Linked DNA regions of Mus musculus: all the other regions are linked to region 6. Evidence: chromatin loops called from intact Hi-C (ENCODE). Cell type or tissue: heart. All regions are shown on one strand.

The links. A loop is a pair of places that touch in the nucleus more often than their neighbours do. Peaks named below come from ENCODE experiments on the same cell type or tissue, not always from the same donor. Only the 100,000 strongest peaks of a DNase experiment are listed, where the experiment ranks them.
Region 1: it touches region 6 in a loop (5-fold over the local background); 30 of 42 quality-filtered maps call a loop at or near these places.
Region 2: a loop joins it to region 6, with 1.8 times the contacts of the local background. A loop is called at or near these places in 2 of 42 quality-filtered maps.
Region 3: a loop joins it to region 6, with 2.8 times the contacts of the local background. A loop is called at or near these places in 30 of 42 quality-filtered maps.
Region 4: a loop joins it to region 6, with 6 times the contacts of the local background. A loop is called at or near these places in 14 of 42 quality-filtered maps.
Region 5: it touches region 6 in a loop (2.4-fold over the local background); 6 of 42 quality-filtered maps call a loop at or near these places.

The regions. Positions count from the first base shown.
Region 1 is chr4:32,245,857-32,250,856 of GRCm38, reverse strand. It overlaps a transcript of Bach2 not described here. Among named protein-coding and RNA genes, the nearest start is that of n-TGccc3, 18 kb to the right of the region's middle. In heart, a CTCF peak has its summit at 2,386 (motif pointing right); DNase peaks (open chromatin) are centred at 466, 896 and 2,396; H3K4me3 peaks cover 1,413 bases; H3K27ac peaks cover 3,265 bases.
Region 2 is chr4:32,200,029-32,205,028 of GRCm38, reverse strand. No RefSeq gene overlaps it. Among named protein-coding and RNA genes, the nearest start is that of Gm42266, 16 kb to the right of the region's middle. In heart, no CTCF peak of the experiment used is centred here; no DNase peak of the experiment used is centred here; H3K27ac peaks cover 640 bases.
Region 3 is chr4:32,237,046-32,242,045 of GRCm38, reverse strand. It overlaps a transcript of Bach2 not described here. Among named protein-coding and RNA genes, the nearest start is that of n-TGccc3, 9.3 kb to the right of the region's middle. In heart, CTCF peaks have their summits at 2,102 and 3,407; DNase peaks (open chromatin) are centred at 2,065, 2,555, 3,025 and 3,415; H3K4me3 peaks cover 2,823 bases; H3K27ac peaks cover 3,130 bases.
Region 4 is chr4:32,570,094-32,575,093 of GRCm38, reverse strand. The region is part of intron 3 of Bach2 (BTB and CNC homology, basic leucine zipper transcription factor 2); the gene reads right to left. Bach2os (BTB and CNC homology 2, opposite strand) reads left to right here and starts at 3,432. Exons shown (of 5, transcript NR_026843.1): 1 at 3,432-3,510. In heart, CTCF peaks have their summits at 292 (motif pointing right), 2,790 (motif pointing right) and 4,287 (motif pointing right); a DNase peak (open chromatin) is centred at 4,903; H3K27ac peaks cover 461 bases.
Region 5 is chr4:32,052,699-32,057,698 of GRCm38, reverse strand. It overlaps the pseudogene Gm11927. Among named protein-coding and RNA genes, the nearest start is that of Map3k7, 91 kb to the right of the region's middle. In heart, CTCF peaks have their summits at 444 (motif pointing right) and 2,390 (motif pointing left); a DNase peak (open chromatin) is centred at 2,388; H3K4me3 peaks cover 975 bases; H3K27ac peaks cover 497 bases.
Region 6 is chr4:32,150,969-32,155,968 of GRCm38, reverse strand. No RefSeq gene overlaps it. Among named protein-coding and RNA genes, the nearest start is that of Gm52717, 7.4 kb to the left of the region's middle. In heart, a CTCF peak has its summit at 2,417 (motif pointing left); no DNase peak of the experiment used is centred here; H3K27ac peaks cover 547 bases.

The sequences.
Region 1 (5,000 bases), 95 kb before region 6:
AAACCGCATGTTTTGAAGGGCTCACGCTGTGTTATTATTAGAAGTCACAATTCTATTGACACTGATGAGTCACCCCTTATCGACAGAAACCAAGACCGTCCGTCAGCATATGCTACAGTCACTGTGGCTTTCTCTTTATTACTGGTCAGAGAGCCCTCCTTTCCTGGAGAAAGCTTCTCCAGGCTAGCAAGAGGCTCTGTCTCAGCCCCTGCTCAGCTTTCCCTGCGCCAGCTCAGCAGCTTTGCATCATCGTCTGGGAGTCTAGGATGATCTGATCAACTCCCGTCCACAAAAGGAAGTTTATGTAGCGACCTCAGAAAAAACAGCATTTCACACTTTCTGACGAAAAACCCAAACCGGAGCTATGTAAACAAAACAGGCAGAGGGAGTCAGCTAAGTCAGGTGACAGCATCTTCCTGACCCCAGGCTAGGCGCTTTGTTTTTGTTTTCACATCAATAGCCAGCAACAGATATAAACAAAGGCTGTGGTCACCAGGGGACGACTTCACTTGCTAGTCACACCCCCTTACTGGCCCTGCCTCCTGTTTCTGCTGCCCACAGAGGGAGAAATGGGCCAAGTGTCTGTAATGCCAAGGAAGTCCACTTCAAGTTTTAAAAAGTCCTTGAGGGGGTGCTAAGTCGTTAACAGCAGAATCTCTCCTTACCCATTTGTCTGGGTTTGAAGATTCCCAAAACAATAAAGTGAAAGCCAATTCTTCCAGAAATGAGGTTGTGCCCTATGCTGTCCCTGTAGAGGCAGACATGTGCCTGCTTTTCCTACCAGCCAGAGGCTGTGCTGGGGAGACAGAGGGAAGAAGAACCCAGCCAGTTCACAGTGATCACAGACCCAATGACAGCCGACCTCCCACCCTCCCCAGGCCATGCTGGTCCTAAGCACCGCAGGCAGAGCAGCCAAGGGAGCCCCACAGCCCCGGCACATGAGTCAGCAAGGGGACTGCTGACTGCGCAGCACTGTGGCATGTACAATGCAGGGTGCAACAAAACCGGGACACACAAGAATCTCTGCACGCATGCACGCGCACGCGCGTGCGCGCGCACACACACACACAGACACACACACACACACAGACACAGAGACACACACACAGATACAGAGACACAGACACACACACACAGACACACACACACACACACAGACACACACACACAGACACACACACACACAGACACACATACACAGACACACACACACACAGACACACACACACAGAGACACACACACACAGAGACACAGACACACACACACACCACCGCCGCCCACTTATTACTTTCCTCTGTTAGAACAAAACATGCAGATAATCTACACCCTGGCTCAAAAATAAGTAATGACCAGTAATAATCAGGAGTGGTAATAAAAAAATTTAAAAAAAAAACAACTCACTCTCCGTGTTTCAATGTGTGGAACAGCTGCATTCAAATCTCCTGAGCCAGTTAATTTTAACTGGCTTTAATTTTAACTAGATTTAACTGCTTTTCCTCTCCTCTGACAAATCAAAATAGCTGCCCTATCGACCACAAGAACCGGTAACCGAAGCACAGTTCCTGTTTTTCGGAAGAGACTTGCATTCAAAGCCACATAGGAGGTGTTTAACATATGTGGGAATTGAAGTGTTGAATGAGGGAGACTGAAACTCAGACACGAACTCAGGCCCCATTGGCGGCTTGTACAGGACCATCTCATGCCAGACTCTGACCCACGTGCCTTCAGTTCTGCTCTCTCATTTAACACAGAATCCCAAAGTCCACGTGGAAGGTCTGGAACTCAGAACGCATTTCCTCAAAGCCAAGTGCAATGTGCCCATCAGGGGGCATCTCAGGACAGACCACAGACCACTCCAGCTTAAAAGTGTGCACTGGAGGTTGTATAACTTACAAGTGGGAAATACTACTGCAACAACGGCTCCAAGAAGAATGAAGACAGCCCCCAGCCCCACCCCCAACCAACCGAGTCTGGGAAAATGTCTAATTAGCAGAGAATGAAGGACCAAGTCTACTACGAGACTTCCGCACAAAGGGAAAAGAAAAGTATTGATAGTTATTCTCAATTTTAGTCCCAGGAGGAAGAGGATGAAGGGAGGAGGAGAACAAAGAAGAGAAGAGAAGAGCTGGTGACTAGGGAGAAGAGGTTGAGGTAAGGAGGAGAGAGAGCAGGAAGAAGGGGGAGGAGAAGGACTCAGGAAGAGTTGAAAAAAGGAAGAGAAGGAAAGGGTTCTGAGAGCTGTGGAGTCGGGGAAGGGACGATGGAGGTATATTTACCCTCAGGAACTAGAGCGCACTCTCCACTGAACTACCCTTGGGCAGAAAAGCCTCTCCACACCCTATATCACGGATGAGAAAGACCGAGTCCAGCACAGTTCCAGAGGCTGGCACTAGATGGCGCCACCAACTCAACATAGCATGGTTGCTGGAGGGGTAGCAAGCAACTCTGACTTCATCCCCCAGGAGTTGTTTACCAGGCAAGGGCTTTATCTAAAACAAGCACTGCTCCCTTAACCAGTCAGCCTCTCTTCATGTCCAGAGAGCACCACTGTGCTAACAGAAGAGGTCAAACCAATTCTGAAATAATTTCCTCAGTCCATTTTTATCAATGAAACTGGGGGGAGGGGAGTGAAGAGGATGGTGGAAGAAGTTGGGTGCACGGCCTCCCCTCACCATAATATTCATGAATTCAAGGATAATTTCAGAGGATGTTTGCCATTAACTGACAAAAATCCCAAACCCTTGGCCACGTTGTTTCCCCCTTGAAGATGAGTTTAAATGTCACATGACACACCTGTGACAGGCAGAAGAATTCAAATCCAGCGTCTCACAGGTGAAGCTCCCAGAATAACAGATCGTGGCAAATCAGCCATGTTTTACATCTTCATTTTACTGTGGTTGTGTCCTCTGATCAGCCTGTCTCCACTTCCTGCCGGTGCTGAGCTCCTGACGAGACCCCCTCACTCACCATGGCACAGAGACCATCAGCTGATCACCACAGTGGAACATTCCAGGCTTCCTCTCTTGCATACTTCTTTGCCTGTCTCTCGCTCAAATGCTGACATCTCACCGAAGTAGTGCACTGGGTATGCTGAGCAACCAATTTCCTCCTAAAACGCTATTTATACAATCCCTTTCTGATACTGGCTTGAGGTCAGAAGGGCAGGAACTGGCTATCACACCAGGTGGCCAAAGGCAACAGAGTGTAACCTGGAAGTGGCTGCAAGAGGATTCTGGGAACTGATGGCAACATGCCTGCCTAGCTTCCTTACAATTCTGATAAGGACTGCTGTCCCCAACGCTCGTCATCCCATGGAATGTGTGCGAAGGAAGGGTTAATTTGAAATGTGTCTACATTTTCCTCTCACTGAATGGTAATAATATCTTTCACAGATAATTTCTCTTTTTTTCCCTTCAGTTTGACTCTTCAGGGTTTATTCATTTGCATAATATGGAATCTTGAACCCATATAGATATTCTACAAATCAATGTGAGTAATTCTCCCACTAAATCAGCAGCTTTAATTTAAGCTCATCATTGTTTGCATAGAAATCTTCATGCACTCATCTGCCTGATTTTTTTAATCACTTAAAACCTCCAACACTGACACACTAAGTATCTCCGCATTTAGCTATCTCCAAATTTTGAACTCATTGCTAAAAAGAAATGAGCCACAGTACATTCATACGCTCTATTATTTCCCAAACTGAGCCTTTCCCGTGCACTTAAGGTTCAGCCAGCCCCAAGAATGCCTCTTGACTGAAGTGTCAATTTGCTGTCCAGTCCAGGCAGAGTGGCGCTGAGTAAGCACACAGCCGTGACCCTCACAAACCCCAGGTAACTGGGACACTTGCCAAGCAGAGTCCTTCAAACCCATTCAGATCTCCAGCTCAAAGTTGCAACATGCTAATCTGGCAAGATAATCTCTTCCTGAAACTGCCTCGAATGGGGACAAAGGTCACTACTTTCTCTGTCACTGCTTGCTAACATTCCCAATTAGGAACGCTAATGGAATTGGTCGTGAATGCCATTCTTCCTCTAGTGTAGAGTGCTCCCAGGGTAGAGTGCTCCCAGGATTAGAGGAATCATTGCTTACAATTTTTATCCTCTTCTCTCACCAAAAAACCTCAAATAGCAAATTCTTCAGCCATCAAGAGGCCGGAGTGTGAAGAACAGAGTTAAAATCTGAGGATGGAGAAACAGGATCCATGTTCCACCTCTTTATCTTTGGCTCTCCTGTGTTATCACTTTTACTTTCAGATGCTTAAATGCTTACTAGGTCAGATCCGAGGAACACAGTTATTAGAAAGTGAATCACGAGGCTGCCTGGAGATACACATTCAATTCAGGTTCCCAGAGAAATTGTTTTTTTTTTTTTTTCAAGTTTGTCTTTTGGATAGATGTCAAGTCAAGAAAACAGCCAGTATTTCAGAGTGAGCTGCCTAAATGTCCACTCCTGATATCAGCAACGGAGGTCCCACTGAGGGGGACACACAGCATGGTGGCCCCTGCTTGCCTCAGATATCTCCTGCCCAGTCCCTGCTTTCCCAAGCACTATCTGCTGCCATCCATGATTCTGCCCCAGGTTATTAGGACGACTGAGTTCATGCAAGCAACACATACACAGGGGAAAACAGAGGTGCTTGCGCATGCGTCCTAGGTGACCTGTCTTAAGTAGGTACTACCATTCCTTTTAAGTTAAGCTTCCAAGAAAGGCCCCAAATCATTCTTGGTAGCAAATCCTACTACCCGTCCCCCCCCTTTCTCCACCCATCTGGGAAGTTTGGGGCTTCTTAGAAGCTAGACCCACATTTTCACGAACCATCTTTGCATAGGTCTAACATATGACATTTGACCAAAGGAAACGTCCAAATAGCTTCTGGTCATTCAAATATTGTCAAACGTCGTTAAAATGCTCAAAGTAACAATGTTAACTCGAATGTTATCTTGTACTTTTTTCCAAGTAGGAACAGGAGTGTACTTTGGGCAATTAGCAATTC
Region 2 (5,000 bases), 49 kb before region 6:
TGGCTGAAAAGCAAACACAGAATCTCATCCCGTGATTGGCTAGTTGTAATAGAACTAAAACTCCAGGTCTTATATATGTCTCTGGTAAAAAAAAAAAGTGGGGCCACTGATTGGAAAATATCGGGGTCCTGCCAGTTGTGGTGGGAATATGCAGAAAATCCTTGATGAAACTGGAGATGTTGAACCCCTATAGCCTTATGAATCTTTATGAGTTGAAGCTGCTTCCCCACTTACAATGGAATTTGGGCTCCCACTTTCAGCCAACACGACCACCCATGAGCTGACAGAACGATTCTGTTAGACTATTCCATACTGCACTGCTTCTTATTAGACAGTGCACTTCGCAGCCAAGGAGGGGTGGCAAAAGGCCCGCGCTGTGGAATTATTCACCAGGCTTCTCACACTCTCCAAACGGAAGCGGCTGCCTTGATGAAAGGACTGAATGATGTTTTAAGGATTCGCTCATAGTGCATGTTAGGTCTGGGGCAAGGTTCTCTATACGTTCGGAATCAGTGTCCTTAAATGGTACTCTTTATTAGCCAAGACCCATCCTGAAATACAAAGTGAAGATGTCCCTGTTTGCTAGCGACTCCTAACAGAATTCTTGCTTGTGTTGCTGATGTTTTGCCTTCTACCAGGCTAGAGCGGAGTCTGTTACACACTGAGGCGTATTCCTGCCATAAGACTCAATAAGGAATCTACTGAACTGAAAGTTAGCCCTGTTCCCAGATGCTGTGCACTCCTCATAGCTCTATACCAACAAATAAGGGGCTACAGCATTGCAGGGGTGTGTTAGCTGTACTACTTAAGGGGAAATTGAACTACTGTTCTACAATGGAGAAAAGAGAGTCTAAGAAATTTCTTAACTGTGGCTCTTCATATGGCCATGCCCTGGGATTAAGGCCAATGAAAAGCTACAACCCAATCCAGGTAATACTACTCGTGGCAAAGAGCCTGCACAAACAGATTTGACCTACTCCACCAGGTAAAGAAACAGCTGGTTAGGCATCACCAGTTAGGTAAGGAAGCACTTTCTGAAGACAAGAGAAATACAGACAGCATATCAGAAGATAGTTGCGTCTATCTACTTTCCTGTCTCCAGTAATAGGAATGAGGACGATGATCAAGATTATCTCCTCCTTATTTTGTTATAAATTCATGTGTGTATACGTATCACAAGCAAACAATTTTAATTTCTTCTCTTAATGCCTTACAATGCAACACAAGGTAGACCGGCTTTCTACCCTTCAGCATGTAGTATTGCTAACTCGGTATCATGGTATTTAAGTTATGAGTTGTCAAGAGAGAACTAAGCATCGTTCAAGGACCTCATCTTTACTGTGGGAAAGATTAGGGCATTTTTTCCTATATGTGAGACAGTTGGATCATGCTAAGTGGAATTACTCTCATTATTTGGAGATTAAGTATGGTTTAAGAAGAAACAACATATAGGCTCTAAGTTGGCAGAGGGTCAACCTGTGATAATATCAGCTTGTTTGGGCAAGGGATACCTAGCCGGATGGTAAAACACTCTTTCTGATGGCTGTGAGGGTGCTTTCAGATGAGACTAGCATTTGAATTGATGGACGGAGCAAAGACAATGGAGCCCTCCAATGTGGACCAGCATCCTCCAGCCTAGTTGGTAACCTGAAGAAAGCAACAAAGTAGAGGAATGGTGGGCTCAAGCTTCCTTCTGGAGCTGAGACGACCATCTCCGTTCGCCCTGGGACATTAGCCTTGGTTATCAAGCCCGTGAGTGTGATAGGAAGCACTGCTGATTTCCTCTGGTCTGTGGATTGCAGGACAGAGCATGTAACTTTTACCCTCTAGGGTTGCATGAGCCAAGTTTCTTAAGGATCTTTGTGTGTTCTCTGTCTCTGTGTCTCTGTCTTTGTTTCTGTCTCTCTGCCTCCATCTGTCTCTCAGCGTATCTCTCTTTTCTGTCCGTTTATCTCTGTGTTTCTGTGTCATCTGTCTCTGTGTCTTTGTGTCATTCCCCCTCCCCCCACCCCACCCCCAGGAAAAAAGCCTTGGCTAATATGTAAAAGAACTACTCTCAAGAAACCCCGAGAAGCCGGGCAGTGGTGGCGCATGCCTTTAATCCCAGCACTTGGGAGGCAGAGGCAGACAGATTTCTGAGTTCGAGGCCACCCTGGTGTACAGAGTGAGTTCCAGGATAGCCAGGGCTACACAGAGAAACCCTGTCTGGGGGGGGGGGGAAGAACCCCGAGAATATGTTCCTGATAAGAAACAGTGTTGCAAGTTGTATACTCCAATAAAATGCCAAGGAAGAAATAAATGCGGAGGTTCCCAGAATATTTCCCCCCTGAGAGCCTGTTAAACAAACACAAACTCAAGCTAGGAGCACCAGGCTGTGTAGGCTTCTCTTTCCTATCCACACTGAGTAGCTCAGGGTGACTGAAGGTTCTTGTGGTCAGAGTATCACCTACAGGCTGACCAGGCAGAAACATACCCACAAGTCATACGCTGTCTGTCATATGCTCTGGTGATGTGTGGCATACAGAGAGCCAGGCATCTCAGGAATTCTTGGTGGTTGAAGTAGAGGGCTTGCCTTGCTCTGGGAACATCACTGAAGTAGAGTTCTTTGTGAGCGGATATGCATAGATGCGTGATGGTTATGTTAAGGGTCGACTCAGTAAAATCTAACATCTCCTAGCAGTCAGGCCTCTGAGTGTGCCTGCAGGGGATTGTCCTGACCACACGGATGGTGTTGGGCAGGCTCAGCCTCTGTGGGAAGCACCGTTGCCTGACTGGATCCTGCACGGGAGGAACTGAGCAACCGTACAGTACGCATTCATCCATCTTTGCTTCCTGTTTGTAGACACAATATAACCAGTCACTTGAAGTGCCTACTGCCAAGGCGTCGCTGCCAGGAAAGGCTGTATTTGGCGCCGTGAGCCAGAATAAACCCTTTCTCCTGTCAGTTGATTTTTGTCAGCATATTTTATCACACAAACAGACAAAGTAACTAAGGCAGACAGCAACAACCTGGAATGTTTAACCCAGAACTTTGATGAAGATCAAAGGAGTTGTTGAAAAGCTTGAACTTGCCCTTGATCCAAAGAGAGTAGACTCTGAGGGCGGGCAGGCCACCCTCTTTTGTAGGACCACAGGAGGAGAGCTAGGTGTGCTTATACTGTTCTGGTCCAGACTGTTTGTTTACATGGCTGTTTGGCTTTTTTGGTGCTTCCAGAGGCCTGGTCTTTGCTTGCCAGTGGCTCTTCTGGAGATGGATGCTGTGATCCACTGAATTGTAACTGGAATTATCTTAGTGTGTAGTAGAAAAACCACCACGATATCTCAGATTTTTTTTTCTCTTGGAGATTCTCTTTTTAAAGCTCTTGGTTACCTGAGAGGAAGCTTCATGCCCAGGGTATGAAGAGAATTGCTAACGAAGCCCGGAGATAGACAGGGATAAGGCACACTAGTAAGTCAGTGCTTGGTCACAACAAAGAGCACGGATTAGTGGGTCTCTGGGAAGAGCTGTGTCTTAAACTCCCAAGGGCCCCCTCCAAGTTGCCTGGGAAGATGCGACTTAGCCACATCTTAATCCTATCTGGGGCACTAGCACCCAAGCAGAGTCCTGCCTAAAGTGGAATGCTGCTATTCCTGGGGTAAGGAACGCATATCGTCACCGGCTTGGGTTGTTTTGGTGCCTGAGAGTGTGACCTCGTGTGCGACAGAACAGTCACTCGGCTTCCAAAACGGATCCTGTGATATCACTAAAAAGAAATGTCATGATTCAGCTTTGTAAGTGATGACTATTTTAAGTGTGTGTGTGTTTTAATTTAAGATAGTGTACACAATCAAGCTACATGGACACAGTCTTTATATATCAGACACCTTGTAACTGAATTCTATTAGTTCACATAGCAATAATAGCACTTGCTTTTTAAATACATCTGGCATATCTTTTAAACTAGTCATTTGTAACAGTAACCCAATGAGTGACAATTCCCAGTTTATAGAGGGAGGGTAGGAAACAGGCATACAAGTGGTGGTTTTTGTTCCCCAGTGGTAAGTGGCAGAGATGAAATTTAGTCTCTGTGTTGTCGACATGTCATTAATATGCCTTACGCACGGGTGAGAATTTACAGCAGTGAGCAAAGGTTTGGGGCTCATCTCCTCCTCCATAAAAGGTCTAACAAAGGGATTCGTCAACAATGCAACAGTGATAGTTTGGGATGGACCAGGGGCATACACAGTCCTTATTAAAGTCACTGTAAGAATAAATGAAGAGAACATTTAAAATAAGAGCAAGGAGAGACGGCTCTGTATGTGACAAAGAAGAACTGAGCTTACAGGAAAGGCATACATGGCTCTTCTCATAGAAGAAAATAATCTGAGCATGTTGCCCACTAAAGCTGAACTGTGATCATAGACTACAGTCTTTGAACTAACCAGCACTTAGTGCCTCTTTTGACCTGATGCATTTCTGAGCCAGGGTCATCAGTGAGAAGAGACAAGAGACAGTCACAGCATCACTTTTGGAATTTTCTGTGCGAGAGGATGCTCTTCCTTAAATGTGTCAGTTCTGGCCTCAGTTTTTACCAAAACTCAGATACCAGTTGGTCCATACTATGCTTCTGCCTCGGCAATAAAGAGCATCTTTGTGGAGTACTGAATCCAACTGACCCTGGGTTGAAACCTCTGAAACCATGAACAGGATCTAGCCTTTCTTCTTTTCAGTCCCCCCCCAGGGTTGTTTGTTTGTTTGTTTGTTTTTGTTTTTCTTCATTCTAACAGAAAAGTTGCCCAACTTACTAGAGCATTCCTGTTCTGTCTTTTATTTCACTCCAGTCATTAGTTTATCCTGCTTTTTTGTTATTCTATGTATGATTGTCTTTCCCATTAAAGTTATAAGCCCCTTACTTTAGACGTTTTAGTCCTTTCTTTTTAACACTTTCTACTGTGGCTAACACAGTATGAAACTCTCAGTAAATATTTGCATGATGGTAGTCCAGGCCTGTGTGTGCCTG
Region 3 (5,000 bases), 86 kb before region 6:
TCAGGCCAGCCTTTGAAGCAAACCAGAAACTAAGTCTCTGAAATCCGATGGAGGTTTAAAACCAAGAGCAGTGTCGCTTGAGAGACCAAGGGTCTCTTTCTTCCTTGTTAAGACTGGATCCATACCAGAGATGCTAAGCAAGAGCTAATCCAAGTGAAATCAAACTGCTCCCAGCAAAACTGATTGGCCTGGGCCCTTCTGTTGGCATCGAAGGAGGCTGCATCACAGATTCAGAGGAATAGAGTTCCCAGTCACTAATGAATTACTGCATCCCATTGGCTGGGCTGACCATGGGCACAGAAGTGCAGGGCTGGCTTGAGAGAGATTTGAACGTGAACCTGACCATCTGGCACCCTGTAACTCACTTTGATCACAAAATGAATTGCAACAAATTGAAGAGCACATGGCTCGAGTTAATTGTCTCATCTGTAATCTGAACCTACTTTTAAGCACTTATTATTACCCTCCATCAGGTGGAAACATTTCCTCCCATCACGGCAAAGTGCATTTTCCTGATGAACTGTAATGGATCATTAAATTCCATATCTGAATAACAATACTTTGCACTTATTCGGTGCCTTTCATCCTGGGATTTCAAGGCAGTTTGCAAATAATTAAGCCCCTCACACAGCAGCCAGAGGTGAGTGGCTGGAAGGGAATTGCCTGAAGATTCTGAGTCAAAGGGCATAATTCAATGGAAAGAGAATACACCGCAGCCTCCCAGGCAGCCTCCCAGACACCGGTAGCACTGAAAGTAAATTAGGGGCTATTTGATTCCCTCCGACTCTTTCTGCCTCACTCTTGCTCGGTGGCAGATTCTGACACACAACACACAAAGCACTAAGAACTACCTACCAGGGGTGCTTACAATCTAGCTAGGACACTTAGACATCATACACCTGAGGAGGAAAACAGATCTGTACGAACTGACATTCCAACCCCCTTGATAGTCAAAGAATTTATTCAAACATTTAGATTACCATGTGGCAAACCTGAAGCCCTTTAAAATACAAAATGTAAATATTAACCAAACTATTTTATGGTGGCAGATCTCGTTTCTGGACCCTACCCACCTTCATTTGAATGACTTTGGGTTTCAAACATAGCAATTAGTGCCAAAGTGGGTGATCAATAGTTTTAAAGTACAGAACAGGAGAAGCCATACAAAGTTTTGTGGTGATTATAAGCGCCTGGAAAACTGAATTACAATAGAGACACTGACAGAACGTTCACTGGAACAGTTTGGCTGCAACACTGTGAATTGGCAAGACTAATTCTAACAAGATGTCTTTTTTTTTTCCACCACGTTTATTACCTGCAAGAATGAAAAGGGCCGACCACTGGCAAGCTGTTAGAGGCTCAGGATGGGATGACCTCACATTTTAAGCAAGTCGCCCGCTGCCTTGCAGAAATAGCCATCTCTTCAAGAGGAGGGGCATAAGGCAGTTCAAGCTTAGCTTTTCTAGTCAGCCTGAGCTTTAGCGGCACAATTTCCTACATGATACATTTTAATGATCTGAGAAAACCGTTATCAGAGTTAACATCTCTAATTTTACTCTTAAACAGACAAAAGCAAAAAGAAAAAAGAAAAAAAAAGATCTCATTAGGCAGTATCTCCGCCAAGGTTCCCACTAGGCTAGGAAGCATTTTTATCTAAAGTAATTACCCTTTTTAGTTAAATACACTCAGCAGATGAAATTAACAGAGTGAGAGACTATGACACTAGACAGCGAAGGTGAAAATCCAGGAACGCGTCGCCTGGCCGCCCACAAGCCCGCTGCAAGTCGCAGTTGGGTCTCTGGGGTGGGACGCTCCAGCCCCTCTCGTTCCAGGAGGCAGCGACAGCAGTGGCTGGACCCGCGGAATGCGAGGAGCATCTTGTTGGGTCACACACAAAACCACCCGGACCACAGCCTGGCAGGAACTTCGCCCAAGTTGCCAAACTTGCATGAATACAAGAGGAGGCTGGGGAGATTCAATGTGCCCACGACCCCGGGGGCCTGGGATGTGCGGCTCTTCAGACACGCGCCGCCCTGCGGGCTTCCTCTAAGTTCCGCAAATCCTCGCCCAGCCCAGATGCTGAATCAAGTCCTCTCTCGCGGGCACCTGGGGTAGTCCATGAGCGCCGCCCGCCGCCCTCTCGGTGCCGCTCGCTCCTGAACACCCGGTGGGTGGGTGAACTGCGAGGGCCGCGGTGCGGGGAGGTGCAGCGAGTTGTCCCTTCCTTAAACTCGACTCTTGGGTGGAGCCCTGGGGATTGAGAGACTTGCACACAGGTGTGGATGTGTGTTCTAGGGCCTTGGGGAGAAGGCGGTTACAAGGTGTCCCCTCTTGGAAGCCCTGAGCTCCCCTGGGCACGTCTGCGCCCGAGGACCGGGGCTGCCTCTTTCTAGCGCCCGGCGCGGTCATCCGAGCCACCCTGCGGCGGCTGACAGCTGAGCGCACAGCCACAGAGCCGCAGGGCCACAGAGCCGCGGTCTTCGCGGAACGGCCGCGCGCGGGGGTGCGGTGGGCAGGGAGGGACCAGGCCACCCGGAATGGCCGGAGCGCGGGCTGGGGCCGGAGGCAGGGCCATGGGTCTGACAGCTGCTGCGGCTCCGGCGGCGCTGCTCTCCCCACCCGCCCTCCCGCCCCACGACTGACTTATTACCCTCGGCTCCTCCTCCCCCTGCTGTTCCAAAACACCCGGCGACGCGAGCAAAATACAATGCCGCCTCGCCCGCCGTAAACAGGCAGGCGGGAGAGCGCGCCCCGCCGCCGCGTCCTCCGCTCGGCTCCCACCCCTTTCCCGTTCCTAGAAAATGCCATAAGGCGGCCGTGGGCGGGGAGCGGCCGTTCGCCCTCCGGACTCGCTGCCCGCCGCGGCCCCACGCCGCCCGCTGCCCCGCTCGCCCGCTCCCCGTGCAAACTTGCCCCGCTGCGTCGCCTCGGCCCCGCGGCCCGGTCGGGCACTCACCTTCCCGGGAACTTTCGTCCCCCTGCGCCGGTCCTGCCCGCGTCTTCCCAGCCCGCAGCCCCCTCCCGGCCGCCGGCGTGGTGGGCGGTCCTGGGGTCACTGAGAGCAGGCGGAGGGGATGCGCATCACATGGCAGCTCGCTCGCTCGCAGCCCCCCGAGTCCGGGAAGGGGGAGGGGAGCGGCGCGCGCGGCGGGGGCGACGGGGGAGAGGGGGGACGCGGGCCGCGAGGGAGGGGCGGCGGGCGAAGCGGGGCGCAGGGGCGACCGCAGCCCGGTGCGCGGCCGCGGGGCTGGCTGCTGAGGCGGCGGCGGCGGGGCTGCTGGCTGCGCCGCGCGGCTCGCGCTCTCCCGGAACGCCCACACTCTCAATCGCTACATTGTTGACATTCGGCGCTGACGTCACCCGCTCCCCATTCACAATAACTTTACGGGAGCGGGGCAGCGCACCTCCCCGGCCGCTGGGGCGCGGTACGCCGGGTGACTGGCGTAAGCTTCTCGGCGAATGGCGCTCTCGGGGCTCCGGCTCCGGCTGGCGGGCGCGCGCTTCGCCGGCTGGCTCGGGGAGGGGGCGCGCCTCTCGCCGCCGCGGACGCCGGGCTCCAGGCTTTGTGCGGGCCGCGCGGCCCGAAGAGCCCTGTCTTCCCCGCCCGGATGACTTCCTAGCTCCGCCTCTCTTTGCCCGGGCCTTGAAAGTCAGGGCTTGTGGGGCTAGTGGGGTTGGGAGAGCTGCGAAGGCCAGTGTGGCACGTGGGGAGGTCGCCAGAGCCATGGGCACTTCATCAAAGGGAAAGCCGACCTGGAACCTGACATTCCGCGGCCGACTACAGCTTCCCTGAAGGAGCTGGACAAGATGAGCCATGAACCCTGGAAAGCTGAATCAGGCCCCCTTTTATGGGAAGTGGGCCTTGAGAAGAGCAGCTCCCTACCCAAGAAGAGTTCTTTAAAGGCCTACCCAATGGAGGGGGACCTCCAGCCACCAAGAGCTATATATTTCCCAGTCTAAAAGATCTTAGAGTTTCTTTCCATCTCCTTAACCTCAACTTCCACTGAGTTTCCACAGCTGTCACTTGCTTGCCCCTCTGAATGCTGTCAGGTTGCTGTTGCCCCTTTAAGCCACCATAGGCTTGGTGTCAGGTAGTTGAAAATTTAAAGAAAGTAATTAGGACTTAGGTTGAAGGTACATTTGCAATAAAGTAAGGTTGTGTTAGTTGCTGTGCTGGTGCCTGCAACCTCACCCTTTGCCAAGGCCAGGAAACTGCCATGTTTCCCTAAGCACCTATAACTTGCTCCCCTACCCTGTGTAGGGCAGCGTTTCATATTATTACACGTGGTGCTGGCTTTTAATGAAGATTATAAAACTTTGGCTGGCTCTACTGAGAGAAGGATCATAAATCCCCCTGTAAAATGGGCATTGGCATATGCCGAGGAAGCCAGGAAGCATCGCTCTGGGAGTCTTGTGATACCATCCAAAGTGTTGCTCCAGCCGCCCGCACTTGAGGACTTAGTAAATGTCTGGGTGGAAAACTAAGCAAGAGCCCCGTGTAGGGTGACAGTGCCTACGCTAGTTTTTTCTAACTGCTGTCCCACTTTCCTGGGTACCCGATTCTGGTTTCAGGTGAGGCAAAGACCGGAGCTCTGGGTCTTATTTTCCTGTCTTGTCCCCTTTGAAACAAACGCTGTCCGTGGCAAGTTCTACCCAAATTCCCGGCAAGGACATAATGCCAATTCTGGCCTGCATTGCTAGATAGTTTCTTACAGCCATGGGTAGTTCTTAGGGTGGTTCTCATACTTTAAAACATGTATTGGTTAAAAGTTTTATGCATTTTTAAAATTGTATTAATTAACTTACTAATTTGATTTTTCGAGACAGTTTCTATGAGTAGACTCCTGGAACTCACTCTGTAGACCAGGCTGGCCTGGAACTCAGAGATCCACCTGCCTCTGTCACCTGAGTGCTGGGATTAAAGGCGTGCACTACCATGCTGGGCTAAGCTTTATGCATTTTAATAGCATCAATAAATGTTTTCTTATATGAGCCAGGCT
Region 4 (5,000 bases), 420 kb before region 6:
GTTTATGTGTGCATGTTGACATGTGCACGCACATAAGTGCAGACCACAAGAAGGTGTACGAGGCCCTGGAGCTGGAGTTAGGGGGGTTGTGAGACGCCTACTGAGGGCACTGGGAACTGAACTTGGGTCCTCTGCAGGAGCAGCATACACTGTCAACTGCAGAGCCATCTGTCCAGTCAAATATCATTTTCTTGTTTGTATTTCTATTTTATTTTTAATTTTATGTGTGTGGGTGTTTTGCATGCATGCATCTCTGTGCACCTTGTTTGTGTGGTGCCCATGGAGGCCAGAAGATGGTGCTGGAGTCCTTGTGACTGGAATTATAGAACTGGTTGAGTCACCATGCAGGAGCTGGGAGTTGAACCTGGGACCTCTGGAAGAGCAGCCAGTGCTCTTAACTGCTGAGCCAGCTCTCCAGTCTCCAAACCTCTTTTTAAGATGAGCAAGTCATGGGAAGTACTGAAAGCAAGTAGTGATTAATACTTCTCTTATTTCCAATACAAGTAAGATGAAATATTCGTATAACCAAACAGTACAAACACACACAAGTCGGCCAGCCTGGTGGTGTATAGCTCTAATCCCAACACTCAGGAGGATTGCCATGCATCTGAGCATAGCATGGGCTACAGAGTAAGTGGGGAGCCAGTCTGGCCTACATAGTGAGACCTTGTCTCAACACACACACACACACACACACACACACACACACACAGATTATAATGTTATCATTTCCTGAGGTTCCTTTGAAGCAAATGGCATTAAAAATATTGTAAACTGTGTTAGTTCTTCCAATGTTGCAGAACTTTTGTAAGAAAGACCATGGTTTATCAAAGCCCCTGCTACAAGACACACAACCGGAATTCAACAAAATGGCCAAAGTGATCTTCTAAAGACCGATGTACAGATGGGGAAGGAAGACTGAGCCCAGCACACCTTGAAGACACTGCAGAGATGCACCAGTCAGTGAGAGTCTTTTTTACTCACACAGAACCCAAGGTGACATCCTGGGTAGGAGGAGTCAGAGCTGGGCTTTAGTTCTCACACAGGAGAGAGGTGACATCACCCCTCTGACCCTCAGTGTCCTCGTGCAAAACAAGGTACGCTTCTCAGGTTAGTGTTATGCTAGGCACTTTGTCAGGATATGGTTTTTAAAATTACGTTTTCTTTTACAGGGTAATTCTGTTATTTCTCTGACACGATGCATATTCCTTCCTTCTGATAAACACCTTGCTGGACGATGTCATGTGTTCTCGAAGTTAAGCCTTGAAGGGCACTGAGACTTGTACTTTGTCCTGTTTCACTGGCTGCTCAGTAGGGCAGACCTGGCATCTCCAGCTCACAGCACTATCCTGCCAGTTCTGTGAATGGAAGCATGCTCATTGCTTATGAGGTTTTATTTAATTATTCTGAACTCAGTTCACTCCTCTAGCTAGACAGGCCCTGGGAATGACACTCAGTTTCCATGCTTAGTGGCTGCCCCTTTTACCCGAGGAACCACCTTGCCAGCCCAGAAGTGAATTCTTGAAGCCACTGAGACCCGCAGAGGACTGTAACCCCAGCCAACACCCGATCTGAGCCAGAAATGCTCATGAGGGCCAGCTCAGTTCCTGACACACAGAACGTGTGAGAGCTGTTGAATGACCACTGCTACTGTAAGCCATTAAGGTTTAGGCACGATTCCTACTTTTAAGTCCTTCACAAGTCAAGGTAAATATTTTTAAAAGAGAGGATGGCAGGGGTGGGAGAGATGGCTCGATAGTTAAGAACACCTGCTATTCTTCCAGAGGACCCAGGTTTGATTTCCAGCACACACACACACACACACACACACACACACACACGAACATACATGGCAGCTCACAATCATCTGTGGCTACAGTTTCAGGGAATCCAATACCCTCTTCTGGTCTCTGTTGGCCCCAGACACACACGTGGTACAGACAGACATACACACAAACAACTATAAAATAGAAATAAATAAATAAAACTCCACAACAATGAAGAGAGGATATCACAACTCTGGAGGTGTCTTCTCTGTTGTTTAATTTTAGTATGTATTATTTTGTAAGAACGGCAACTATGGAGACCTGATGCAGGGAGTGGTCCTCATCTATAAACACAAGAAGTGAAGGTATGGAAATTAGGAATTCAAGGTCATCCTTAGCTACAAACTGACAAACTGAGTTTAAGGCCAGCATGGGCTACTGAAGACCCTAATTGTTTTGTGTGAAAACATTGACTTTGTGTCTGATGCAGAAGCTGAGAGCAAGCCCAGGCTCTCTCTCTCTCTAGGGCCTTGTCAGTCTCCATGGGGTTTGGAGTTCAGGTCGGTGACATTTTTAAAAAATGATTTATTTATTTTATATATTTGAGTACACTGTCACTGTCTTTAGACACATCAGAAGAGGACTTCAGATACCATTACAGATGGTTGAGAACCACTGTGTGGGTGCTGGGAATTGAACTCAGGACCTCCGGAAGAGCAGCTGGCGCTCTTAACCACTGAGCCATCTCTCCAGCCCCAGGTCTGTGACTTTTAACAGCTTCTCTCTGCCCTTCCTTGCTAAGGCGGTGCTGATGGTTTGGGAACTTCTGCAGTTACATCTGTTTCTGCAACTCCTGCACAGTTATGACCTCAGCAATCTTAGCACTTGGGAGGAGGTGGAGGCAGGAAGATTAAGGCCACCCTCAGAGGCCTGTGGAGTTCCAGGCCAGCCCAGGCTATTAGACCCAGCTCAGGTTGCTTAGGTTTTTTTCTCATATTCAATTTCTTGGCTTGGCCAGCAGATGGCAATGTAAGCCTAAATGTCATGTGCTAGGCTAACCTTTAATACTAACACCAGTCAGAGAGGCTAAACTTACAAGTGTATGTCAGTCAGGTGTGTTGTGTTACACCTTTAATCCCAGCACTTGAGAGGCAGAGGCAGGTGGATCTCTGAGTTTGAGCCTAGCCAAGGTTAAATACCGAGAGCTTGTTTCAGAAAAACTCAACCAACACCCCCACCCCTGCAAGAAACCAAAAAATTGAAAGCGGCCACATTAAATAAAGTAAAAACAAAACAAAACAAAACAATCCAGGTGAGTTTCATTTTAAGAACATGTCATTTATCCCAGTGTATAAAATATTTCTAATGTAATCTATACAAGTTATTTACAAAAAATTCAATGATGAAAAATTAAAATCTAAAGCACATTTTATTGTTCCAGTATTGTTCCACAATTCAGATGGGTCCCCACAAAAGGCTTGCTAGACATGTGTAGGACGTGCCCAGGAATCTTACAGATCTCTCAGGAAAAAGAGTCACTGGAGAAAGCATGTGGGCCTGGGTTTATTGGTGAAGAAAGCAACTTCCTGTTAGGATTCAGAGGGTGGAGTGTTGAGTCTGTGTTCTTTAAGAGGTCAAGGGTATGGCTAGTCTGCCCTGAATCTGGGAGTTATCTGTTGGTTGCATCAGATAGTCATGAGGCTCAGTCCTGGTATTTGTGCCCAGTTGATCACCATGCACAAAGGTAAGCACACTAAAGAATCATTTGCCTTTCCTAGGGCCGGGTGAAAATTCTGTCGGGTTACTTCCTAGCTGTGCACTTACTCCATGTGGCACTTACTATGCCTCCCATGTGGTGAGTGCAGGCAGGACAAATGGCTCCTTTGCAGGCTGTTGGAAAGGCCTTTGCCTGTGGGGCTGTTTCTCCTAGGCTTCCAATGATACAGTGCACTGTTTATCTCCATTTTCCAAGCTTTGGATAACAGACACTCAGATCCTAGATGGTGCCCCAGCAGCACACAGGTCGTCAGTTGGAGACATAGCACCTGGGCATCACAAAAGCTGTGCACCCTTGGGGCTCAGGGGACTTCTATTTCCACTGACAGCAGAGCCATCTTACTTCAGCTCCAGACTGTATTTGCTTACTTGCAGAAAGAAAACATGCCACAGAGCAGATCACAAGGAAAGTCTAAAGGGCTTCCGCACCGAGCGCTACTGTATTTAAAGCCATCTAGACAGCAAACACAGACCAGGTAGACAGGATGGAAGGTTGGCGGGGGAAAGGGAAAATCAACAATGGCAGTGTCAAAGTCCTTGGAGCAAAAGCAAACCACACATGGAATTTCATCAGGGATTGTTGCAATCGGGCTTCGTTTTTAAAGACGGTCAGTGGAGAAGAAAACAGTCAGCCATACATCTTCTTCTCTCTCAGGGGGAAGGGAGCCCTCACTCTTGTGCTGGGTTCTGTTTGTAGATCTGCTAGCCACACAGCAAGGAGGAACTTACACTGACCAGCAGGTGGGAGCACCTGCCTTGTTCCTCAAGGGATGCGGAGGCTCAACCTCAGCCCTCGGCTGTTTCCAAGGCAACGGGCGGGCATTCCTGGAGATGAGGGGCAGCCCTGGGCCTTTCCAGAGGAATATTTTCACAAGCTTTTGTGTGCATCCATGTACCCCACACAGGGCTGAAAACTAGGTAATGTGACAACGTCTTGGAAAGCCGACCAGCTGCGAGAAAGCTCACGCCTCTGCTCTTTCCTCCAGGAGATTAATACAACGTACACAAGCTTGTACAGCTTGCTGTTTGAGTCAGTGCTCCTGCCTAACATATCCTTCCAGACGGTACTTCTCATCAGAGGTGTTTACTCTCTGGGTCCCCAGAGACAGCACAGAGTAGACAATATGACACAATGAAACATTCTGCTAACTCTCGCCCCCACCTGTCCGAATAGCCTGCTGTTATGGCCAGTGGACTCTGGGCAGGGAGGCTGCACGGTAGACAGGCCTGGGAGATTTGTAGGCGATGAATCTCTTTAGTTGTGGACTGCTTTGGTTTTTGGTTAAGGCTTGGAGACAGAGGAATAGTCACTGAGTCAGCAGGCCAAATGTGAAAGAGGGTACTATTGGCCACTGCTGCGGTTTGCACAATATGTTCCTGTTGGTCATACCAGTCTTGCCAAAGTGCTGACTCTCTCCCTGCCTCTGGAACCCACAGGAAGTGCAGGATTAGAGGTCA
Region 5 (5,000 bases), 98 kb after region 6:
TTTGTTGCTGTTTGTTTGTTTGTTTGTTTATATGAGTACACTGTAGCTGTCTTCAGACACACCAGAAGACGGCATCGGATCTCATTACAGATGGTGTGAGCCACCATGTAATGGTTGGAAATTGAACTCAGGACCTCTGGAAGAGCAGTCAGTGCTCTTAACCGCTGAGCCATCTCTCCAGTGCCCAAACCTGAATCCTTTAATGATAATACATTTCTCTGTTGGCAGCTGAGCACACACTTAAAATGTGCACGCACATGCGTGCACATACACACATACACTGAGATGTGCACCCCCACCTCCACACACCTTCACATGTGCACACATACACACATCCTTCTACACGCATGCATACACTTACACCGCCCCCAGCCACACCCAATCACACACACTCCAACAATCTGTAGTCTCAGAAAGTCAGTGACCATGAGCTATGATGACCACTAGATGGCAGTCTAGAAGCCACTTTCAAAATTGCTTACCTGTTCAGAGACAAATTGGGAGTGACGTTTTAAATAAGAAAAGGAAAAAGAAAGCTAAAAGTGAAGAAATGAATGGAAAAAAGAAAAAGGACAAGAAAGGAGACTGGAAATGTATCACAGTTGGTACAGTACTTCCCTAGTGTGCTCCAGCCCTGGTTTGATGCCTAGGACCATGTAAACCAGGTTATTGCTGTAATCCCAGCATTAAGGGGGTGGAGGCAAGAGATCGGGAGCTGGGAAGGGAAGGGAAGGGGGAAGGGGAAAGTGGGAAGGGGGAAGGGGAGAGAGGAGGGGGAAGGGGGAAGGGGGAGGGGAGAAGGAAGATCAATCTACTCTTGCCAAAGTTATGCATTTCCAGGGAATAAAATAAGCTTGCAAGTACCCCAGATCAGTATTTAACCAGGAAAGACGGACTCTCAAAGGGAAGGGTTTCCTCTAACCCCTACCCACAGTGCTCTCATCTTGTTCTGACACAGACTGGTAGAAGCAAGTCATGAGCACGCACGTGGGTACCGAACCCAGATGAAGATGTGCAGTTCTGGGCTACATTTCCACGAGTGGGACTAACGTCAGCAGGCTTATGCTATCTGAGCTTCCAAAGGATTCTAGGATCTAAGCAAGCAGGGCTCAACCCAGAGGCACTGAGGAGGAGGGCCACTCCCCTGATGAGAACCAGAGTTGTCAGAACTGAGTGCAGAGATCAGATTTTCCCAGCCCTTTCTCTTTATCTGGAGCACAGTACCCCGTCCACCCCCACCCCAACCCCACCCTGAGCACACACACACCTTCACTTGGGATCAGAGCCCAACCATTACTGAATTCCTTGGTCTTCAGGCTGGCCCCATCTGACCCAGTGTCCCCTGGACTGGAACTTATAGAAGACTCCTGTTTGGTGGACGTGGCTAGGCATACCTGCATTTGGACTTCATCAAAGCATTCTGAACTAGAACTTAGGATCGGTAGGCACAAGGGACAGGATTCTGTCACAGGGTCCTGTGTTTTATATATGTATGCATTGAGACAACAACAGTTTTCACTCAGGCAGACTCGGTTTAAAATTCAAGTGCTTGGAACAAGCGCTAGTTGTTATTGAGTGAATGAGGTAATCTTCATAGAGAGTTCGGCACAGCACTTACTGTTTATGTAGTACGTACTAATACTTATAATACTAATAATTATAACTCTGCTTGGGGCATACGTTCCCAGAGTAGCTTGCTCAATTACCCTCAGAGATGTTCTCCTCTGGAACAAGGTTCTTAGGATCCAGTTGGGGGAAATTTTTGCTCCTAGAGAGAGAGAGAAATGGCTCATTGCTGAAGAATGCTTGCTATTCTTCCGGGGAATCCCATTTTTCCGAGAGATTCTAATTTAGTTCCCAGCACTCGTGCCTTGCTGCTCAAAACCTCCTGTATCTTCAGTTCCAGAAACGCTAGCAACCTCTTTTGCTATCCATGGTCACGCACACACATGTGATGTACATACACACAAAAACATACATTTTAAAAATCGCTTCTAGGAAATTCCCTACTTCTGAATCGGGATTTTCCTTTGAACATCTGGTCCCGACAGGGAAGTGATTTGGATGCTGGTGACCTGGATGGAGCTCGTAGAATGAACCCACTGATCCAGGGTGCCGGAAGTCAAGCTTTTTTCTCAAATCCCTATAGTCAATTTCCCAGAAGGCTCCACGGTGTTATCTCCCCAGCAAAACGATGAAGCCTCTGGAAGGGGCTGGAAGTGCAGTGGAAAGTCCAAGTGGCCCAAAACATCGAATCAGACACCAGAAACCCGAAGTTATGGAAGACAAAAAAGAAACAAAAACAAAGCCAGCCTCATTAGTAGCGCTGGCTGTCGCTACCCTGTCAATAAAGGGCCTTTGAAAGTCTGTGCTTGTACTGCCATCTAGTGGCTAGAGAAGGCATGGCTGGAGCCGGTAAGGTCCCGGGCCGTGCTATGTGAAGGTGGTTCATCTTCCTCTTGAAGAATTTATGGATAGGCATATTGTCGGAAGCTTTTAATGATTATTCTCTAATTTTGCTTCATAGTGTCTGCAAATCACTGACAAATTTGTATGAGAATCATAGAACAGGGGCAGTTTACGCATCCGGCGGTCCAGTTGGGGTCTAGTTGGCAGAGTGTCTTTGGGGAAGGGAAAAAGCCCCGTTTCTCTTGGAGCACGGGAATCCGCAGAAGCAACGGCGTTGCCTCAGTAGCTCCGTGCTGGCCTAGCGTGAAGGAGGCCACTCACTATCTCCAGGTAACATCTTTGTGTCCTCAGCCCTCTGGTCTCTGACTTACTTGTAAATGCATGTCCCTTGCTTCCCTTTTAACTCCTGCTATCACGTTTAAAAATCCCTCATTTGAGTCCTGAGGGCTAGCAGAAAGAATGGAAACAGGCAACCTCAGGAAATAGGAGGTTAGGGGGACCCCCCAGAATATACCAGAGACCTGGGAAGTGAGAGACTCCCAGCACTCAAAGGGAGGGACCTTAGATGAAATGCCTGACAGTAGGGAGAGGAAACTTATAGAGCCCCCCCTCCAGCAGGAAGACAGGACATCAAGTGAAAGATGGGGTTGCCATTCCACAGTCACATCTCTGACCCATAATTGTTCCTGTCTGAAAGAATTACAGGGATGGAAATGGAGAGGAGCCTGAGGAAAAGAAGGTCCAGTGACAGGCCCAAAGTGGGATCCAGCTCAAGGGGAGATCCCAAGGCCTGACACTATTACTGAGGCTGTGGAGCGCTCATAAAAAGGGACCTATCATGACTGCCCTCTGAAAGACCCAGCAAGCAGCTGAAAGAGTCAGATGCAGATATTTGCACCCAACCAATGGGTTGCTGCTGACCCCTGTTGTTGAATTAGGGAAGGCTGAAAGAAGCGTAGGAGAATGGTGATCCTGTAAGAAGACTAGCAGTCTCAATTAATCTGGACCCCTGAGATCTCTCAGATACTGAACCACCAGCCAGGCAGCATACACCTACTAATATGAGGCCCTCAACACACATACAGCAGAGGACTTCCGGGTCTGTGTTCATTCAGAGATGATGCACCTAACCATCAAGAGACTGTAGTTTAGACGTCAGGTGGGGTGGGGGATGGGGACATTCATGTGGAGACATGGGAGTGGGGAGGAGGTGTGGGATATGAAACAGTCGGAGGGGGGATGAAGGGTGAATAAAACATGGACTGTAAAAAAAATGAATTAAAGAAAAAAATCCTTCACTTGATTTCAGGGAAATATTCCTTATCTGCGGAGGCTCTCTGGATTTTAGATGCGGGCTCGTTCTCTTGAATCACTGGCCCTAAGACTATCAAATAGCGCTTTCCATGGGCAGCCTTCTCCTCAGTGGTCACACTCACAATGAGAGTTAGGCTCCAGTGTCACAGAATCTGGGCCCTGTACCAAAGTGATAGGTTCAAAAATCTCCCCCATGTGTTAAATTGCCTTTTAGGGCAATTTAAAACTTTCTTATATTTACTGACTTAAAAAAAAGAAGAAGAAAATTCAAGCCTGAGACAGCTGAATGGCTCACTGGGTAAGCCTGACACCTGAGCTTGATCCCTGGAGGGAGAGAACAAACTCATAAAGTTGTCCTCTGACATGGTCTCTCTCTCTCTCTCTCCCTCTCTCTCACACACACACACACACACACACGCACACACACACACGCACGCACGCACGCACGCGCACATGAGCACAACTGTTAGATTATTTTTACAGAGTCAAATGTAGCACTATCTCATTGTCGTCACGGCGCTACGGAGGCCGAGCTGTGAGGATCCTTAAGGCTTGCTGGCTGGGAGCCGGAGCTGCTGAGTTCCAGGTCTCATTGAGAGACCACCAAGTCTCAAAATGCAAGGTGGAGCTGGGGAGATGGCTCAGTGGATAGAGTTTGTTGCAAAAACATGAAGACCTGCCTGAGCTCAGATCCTCAAAATCTACATAAAAGCTAGACTTCAGAGCTGCCTGGCCTGTCTAGCTGAAATGACAAGGTCCAAGTTCATTTGCGACTTTATCTCTAAATAAATAAATAAATAAATAAATAAATAAAGTGTGGAGCACAGTGCTGGAGGAGGACACCTGACTTTGGCCATTGAGCTCCACACATAGAGGAGAGCGAATCTACTCACAACACACACCCTCACACAAATAAAGATGCAGGCGACCATCTCTGAGGAAAGATGCCTGAGGTGGACCTCTGATCTTTTTTTTTTTTTTTTTTCTGACTGTCCATTGGAGTTTATTTACAGACAACCCTAGGTGTAGCCTTTTCCTCTAGGATCTCTATGCTTTTGAAGTTACTTGGCTTCAGGCTTCTTGTCTCCAGCTTCGAGCTTGAGACTCTCAGGAGGCTGACGATAGGCAAGGAAAACCTCCGAAAGCAGGTCAAACTTGTGGAATTCTTGTGCCAGCTCCATTGGTTCAGTCACTACCCGTTTCACTCATCGTCATAACGTAGCTCAACATAGCCAGTGAGGGGAAAGTCTTTCCGGAAAGGATGACCCTCGAAGCCA
Region 6 (5,000 bases):
TTTCAGAACCAAGTTCTTAACTACTACATGCTGCATGCTTTCATATATGCCCATAATTTATGGGTAAATGCATGTTTTAATTTTTCATTTGATAATATAAAGACTCAGAGTTAAATTTTTTTCCTTAGAGAACTCTAAGGATTAATGTGACCCCTTGAAATTATCATCCAGTTCTCAACCCTTAAACCAGTTGCTGTTCCTAGAGTCATCTCAGCACAACACTCTAATTTCTTATCCTTTTGGTTGGGAGCCCAGGCTTCAGTGATTGAGCCATGTCTCCAGTCCTAGCTTCTCAAAGTACAAAAACATGTCTTGATCCTACCCGCAGTAGTCTCCATTGCCCTCAGATATTTTTCAGAGTATTGTACTGTACTAGATGATTAATGTAAAAGTTCTGGTTATTACCAGAGATGGTCAGAGACACACCATGTAGACACGTGGAAAAAGTAATAGCGTCGTTGGCGGGATGGCTGTGCACACCTTTAATCCCAGCACTGGGGAGGCAGAGGCAGGTGGAGCTCTGTGAATTCGAGTTCATCCTTGTCTATAGAGCGAGTTCCAGCACAGCCAGGGTGACACAGAGACATTGTCTCAAACAAACCCCACAACACAACCAACCAGCAATCAAAAGGCACAGGTGGGTAGGAGTTAATGTCGTTATCTCCCATGGGAAGAAGGACAAAGGCGGAGAGTTTGCTGTGGTAGACTGAAGGAGTAGAGAAGTGTAGGGCGTTGGGTCCCGAGTCCACTCTGCAAGACCACTTGGGTGAGGCGGAACTCGGGGAGTTTGACCTCACTGATCCTATGCCCTGCCAGGCAGATGCTCTACTGTAGGGAAGCCCTAAGGCACTGCTCCTCCATGGCAAATCCAGAGCTGGCTCAGGGGTCCCTGGGCCTGTGACAAGGCGGGGGCCACGGGGTTCTCAGACTCTTGGACATTCAGGCACCACTGGGAGTCACAGAAGAGCTGAGAACAGATTGGGGGTCCTTGGGCTGTGTCTAGCTGAGTGCAGAGAGGCCTTCTACAGGAGACTTGAAGGCCTTCTCCATGGCTCTACAAGGCAGATCTCAATGAAAAGAGGCAGTCTGTGGTTTTGAGGCATTTATTGTCATGGTGGAAAGTAGATGGGTAAAGTCATACCCCACTTCTCGGGGTGGGCCTGAGATTAAATATCTTTTGCAAGGAGGGATGTCTGGGAAGGAAGTCTTGTTGGCAATCTTCTCCAGGCCTCTGGGTACTTCAATATCATGGAGATCTCTGTCTTGAGCCTGTGTCACCTGTGGTTGCATCTCTTTTCCTATTGTCTTGGTCTGAGATGTTAGGGATGCCTCATCTACATGGGGAAGGGCTTGGGGTGTTGCCCTTGTGTGACTGATGGCCACAAATCTATGGGGGGGCTGTGTCTATGTGACAGGGGCCTGGTGCCTGAGAGTAGACAAAGCTCCTACTATGCTTTAAGGATCTCCAGGGTTTCAAACCTTTTAGCTTGACTGAGGACTAGGCTTCCTCTTACGGTCCACTACCCCATGGAGAAGACGGGTATGGTGGGGAGCGCTCTTGTTAAAACCCTGAAAGGGAATCTTCATGCAGCACCTCACTGAAACTCCTGCTGCCCTCGGGTTGACAACTGTCAGAAAACATTGTCTGTAGACGATGTTTGGAAGTTGTAACCAATTTGGACTTTAATGGAAGGTTTTAAGAAAATTACAAGTAGCAACTAAAGAGGCAGGCATAGGTAACCATTTGAGCTTTGCCTTTGGCAATGTGTATCCATTTAGGTTGTGTTCATGTTTCTTTGGCAGCTGTTTATGTACGTGCTTATCATGGCTATTTACTACTGGCTTTGACTATAAATGAAGACAAATTAGAAAGCATGCCAAACCTACTCGATAGCACCCCTCCCCAACACAATAAAGCACTTTTAGCTGGTGACTCAAACCTAATTATTTCCCAAGCACCAAGCACTATCATACCCCAAACTCTCCATTAGTTGTGGATGGATGTAAGAGTCCCTATGGTCTAGAATGGTAGAACAGAACAGACAATATGGCCTGCCACTGCTATCACCATGGGAACTAAACCCTGGTCTTACAGAGCACAACCGAGTTCACTGCTCCACTGTTAGTTGGATGTGCTTGGGCAAGCTCCCTCCACATCCTTTTCTATAAACAGGGTCAATGACAACAGTGCTGCTGTGAAGGCTAAATGAGATAATACATCCACAGTGCCGAGTGTGTCTGCCGTGTCTACCAGCTCACCAAACGTGAACCTGCAGTGGCTGAGGCTTTGCTATGGACAAGCATGTCTGACCAAAGGTGGACCTTCCAATGTGGTGGAGTCACTACACCTCTGTTATCTGGAAGGTGAGCTGTTCCAGAGAGGCAGTGTTCAGACTGTGGGCATGGAGCACTGCCCTCTACTGGAGATACTTCTTCAGCATGCCAAGGACTGTTCAACTCCTCACTCACTGTTTGTTACACAGCACAGGGGGGTGGGGGGGAGAGCCTTCTTTGTAGAGAGTGGCTCAGCCCATGGTAGATCATTGTCCCCATTTTCCAGTGCTTGGGGGAGGCAGAGGAAATCCTATTCTCTGCCAGTCTCGGCTCTTCATCTGCTTTTAACTAATATGGAGTCAGCACAGGTATTGATTTTTCTGCTTCTATCTGACTGCATTCATCACTCATTTTATATTACTGGAGAGTCCATTAGCAATAAAAATAAAGAATTGAGGTTACAAAACCCATTAGCAAAACGCACTCGTTATATCTCTGGGACAAGGGAAACAATTAAAAAGCAAGTCAGCTTATAAACATCCTAATAGAGTTATCAGAAGATCAAATAGACCCAGAATGTGATTATGGAACGAAATTCTCCCGATCGGTCATTTAGGAGGGGATGCCCCAGCAGTCTAGAACACCTGTGGTGTGTGGGTGACTGTAAGGGAGACTCAGGAGGACAGGCTAACATCACATGACAGAGACTCAGCCACAGGCTCACGTGTGAAGGAATTTCAGACACATCATAGCAGATTAATGATTGCAGTATACTTTAATGAAATTTTATCTTTCAGCTTAGTCAGTTCTCTACCATAAGGATGAAAGACTGTAAGATTGGTTTACCACCTAGCTTTATTGTGCACTATAAGCGAAACCATCATGGTCATATACATGGACGCTTGCGTTGTTTCCTCCAGATAGATTCCCAGTAACTTCCCAATTAGCATGTTTTCCTAAGTCACACTGATATTTAATCGAGAGCAAAGCGGATGTCCTCTCTTGCTGACCTCTGATGTCACAGCACTGCTGCAGCTCTCGGATGACGTCATTTAACACTTCTTTGCCCTCTAATGTTACTTAATACTGCCGTTGTTCTCTGGCAATGTTAATACTGCTGGCCAAGCCTGCCTTCTTTTCCTGCTTCCCAGGGTACCTCCCGTCCCACCTTCCTCTGGCTGTGCTCTCTCGGTCGTTTTTGTATACATCCCGTGTAACCTAGGGCCTGGTTTACAGAGTTTAATATAGACAGAGCATTCTAGACGCAATGCTTCTGTGCACAGTGCCAGCGTGAGCTCACGGCATAGAAGCTGAGTGATGGCTTCTCTTGCTGAAAATGTGTCAATAATAACTGAAGATCTGAGGCAAGGATTCCCCACAAATGCCTTGGTCCAGTGCCTGCCTCCCTTCTCCACTCCATGCCTCTATCCATTTCTCATTTGCTCTGCGACCCCCTTCTTGCTTCCGTGTCTCTTAATATTCCCTCTGCCTGTGTCTGCCTGACATCATCCTGCTCATCCTCTGTCTCACAAAGGCCTTTCCTAAGCACCTAGCAAGGTTAGATTTCCTGATGTATCATCTCCAAGTTCCTTCTCCGATGATTCTGCTTGCTGCACTTTCTTAAGGCCTGGCCCCATGGGTTCCCAACACTTGTGGGCCTGTGTCAGAATGTAATACTAGAATCCAGTGGCTGCTCAGGCCACGGGCCTTTGTATCACCTCCCCCCATTTCACAGAAACCAATAGGCAGCTGGAGTCCCTAATGAGTGGGCTTCCTCAGGACCAGAATCTCTCACTGGTGAAGTGACTTTATATTAGAGAGAATATGGCTACACATATACTGTTTCCTCTGGCTTCCCTGCTTCCGTCCCGAGAGTCAGAGAGCCTGGTTGCCGCTTGTGCTATAAAATCTCCTCTGCCCTCTATAAAAAGACCCCTGGTTCTGCTGTCAAATGGTGAGGCGCAGAGTGCAGAGGCTAGTCTGCCCCTCACATTAAGCAGAGACATTGTGCTCTATAGTAAATTCCTCCAGTTCTTCTAGATCTTTCCAGGCGGTGGTGGCTCACCCCATAGTATCTGACTTGCCTTTTAGCTCCTACTCCACCAAAAACCTTTATAACATATGGGCTGGTTGTGATGGTTTCTGATGCTATTCTAGGTCCCTATTTGCTGTCCATCTCCTCCGGAGGCAGTTTTACTGGTCTGGGTTACTTGCTGGTGAAAGAACCCAGACATTCACCCCAGATGTTCTAAACTCCTGACGATCATATTTTTATCACCTCTGATCGCCTCTGGTGATTGTGCCTAATGTTGAAGGAGAAATAGGTACAAGTTCCAAAAGGGGCCACTGGGCATACTAATAAAAGGGGCCACTAATTCTGCCACGGATGCCAAGGGCTTAGAGTATATTGTGTCTCAGATGGTAGGCCTGGCCAGGCTTCATAGGTGAGGAGATTACAACCACCCAAATGTAAATCAACCCAGTGAGGACAAATTGATGTCTCTACTTGTACCCAGGAGTGAAAGGTGTCTGTCTGGTATGATCAACCTGGACCAGTGAGTGGTTGGTCTCTTTGAAGGACAGCATTTCATCAAGCCTTGCAGACTCCCAACAGGAGCAGCATCTGAATCTTTCCACCTTCCTTCTAATTGCTCTCTCTTAACTCTCAGATCCCTGACCATAAACAGGCAGAGGCATATTTGCTAATGAGACATCTCTAATGATCT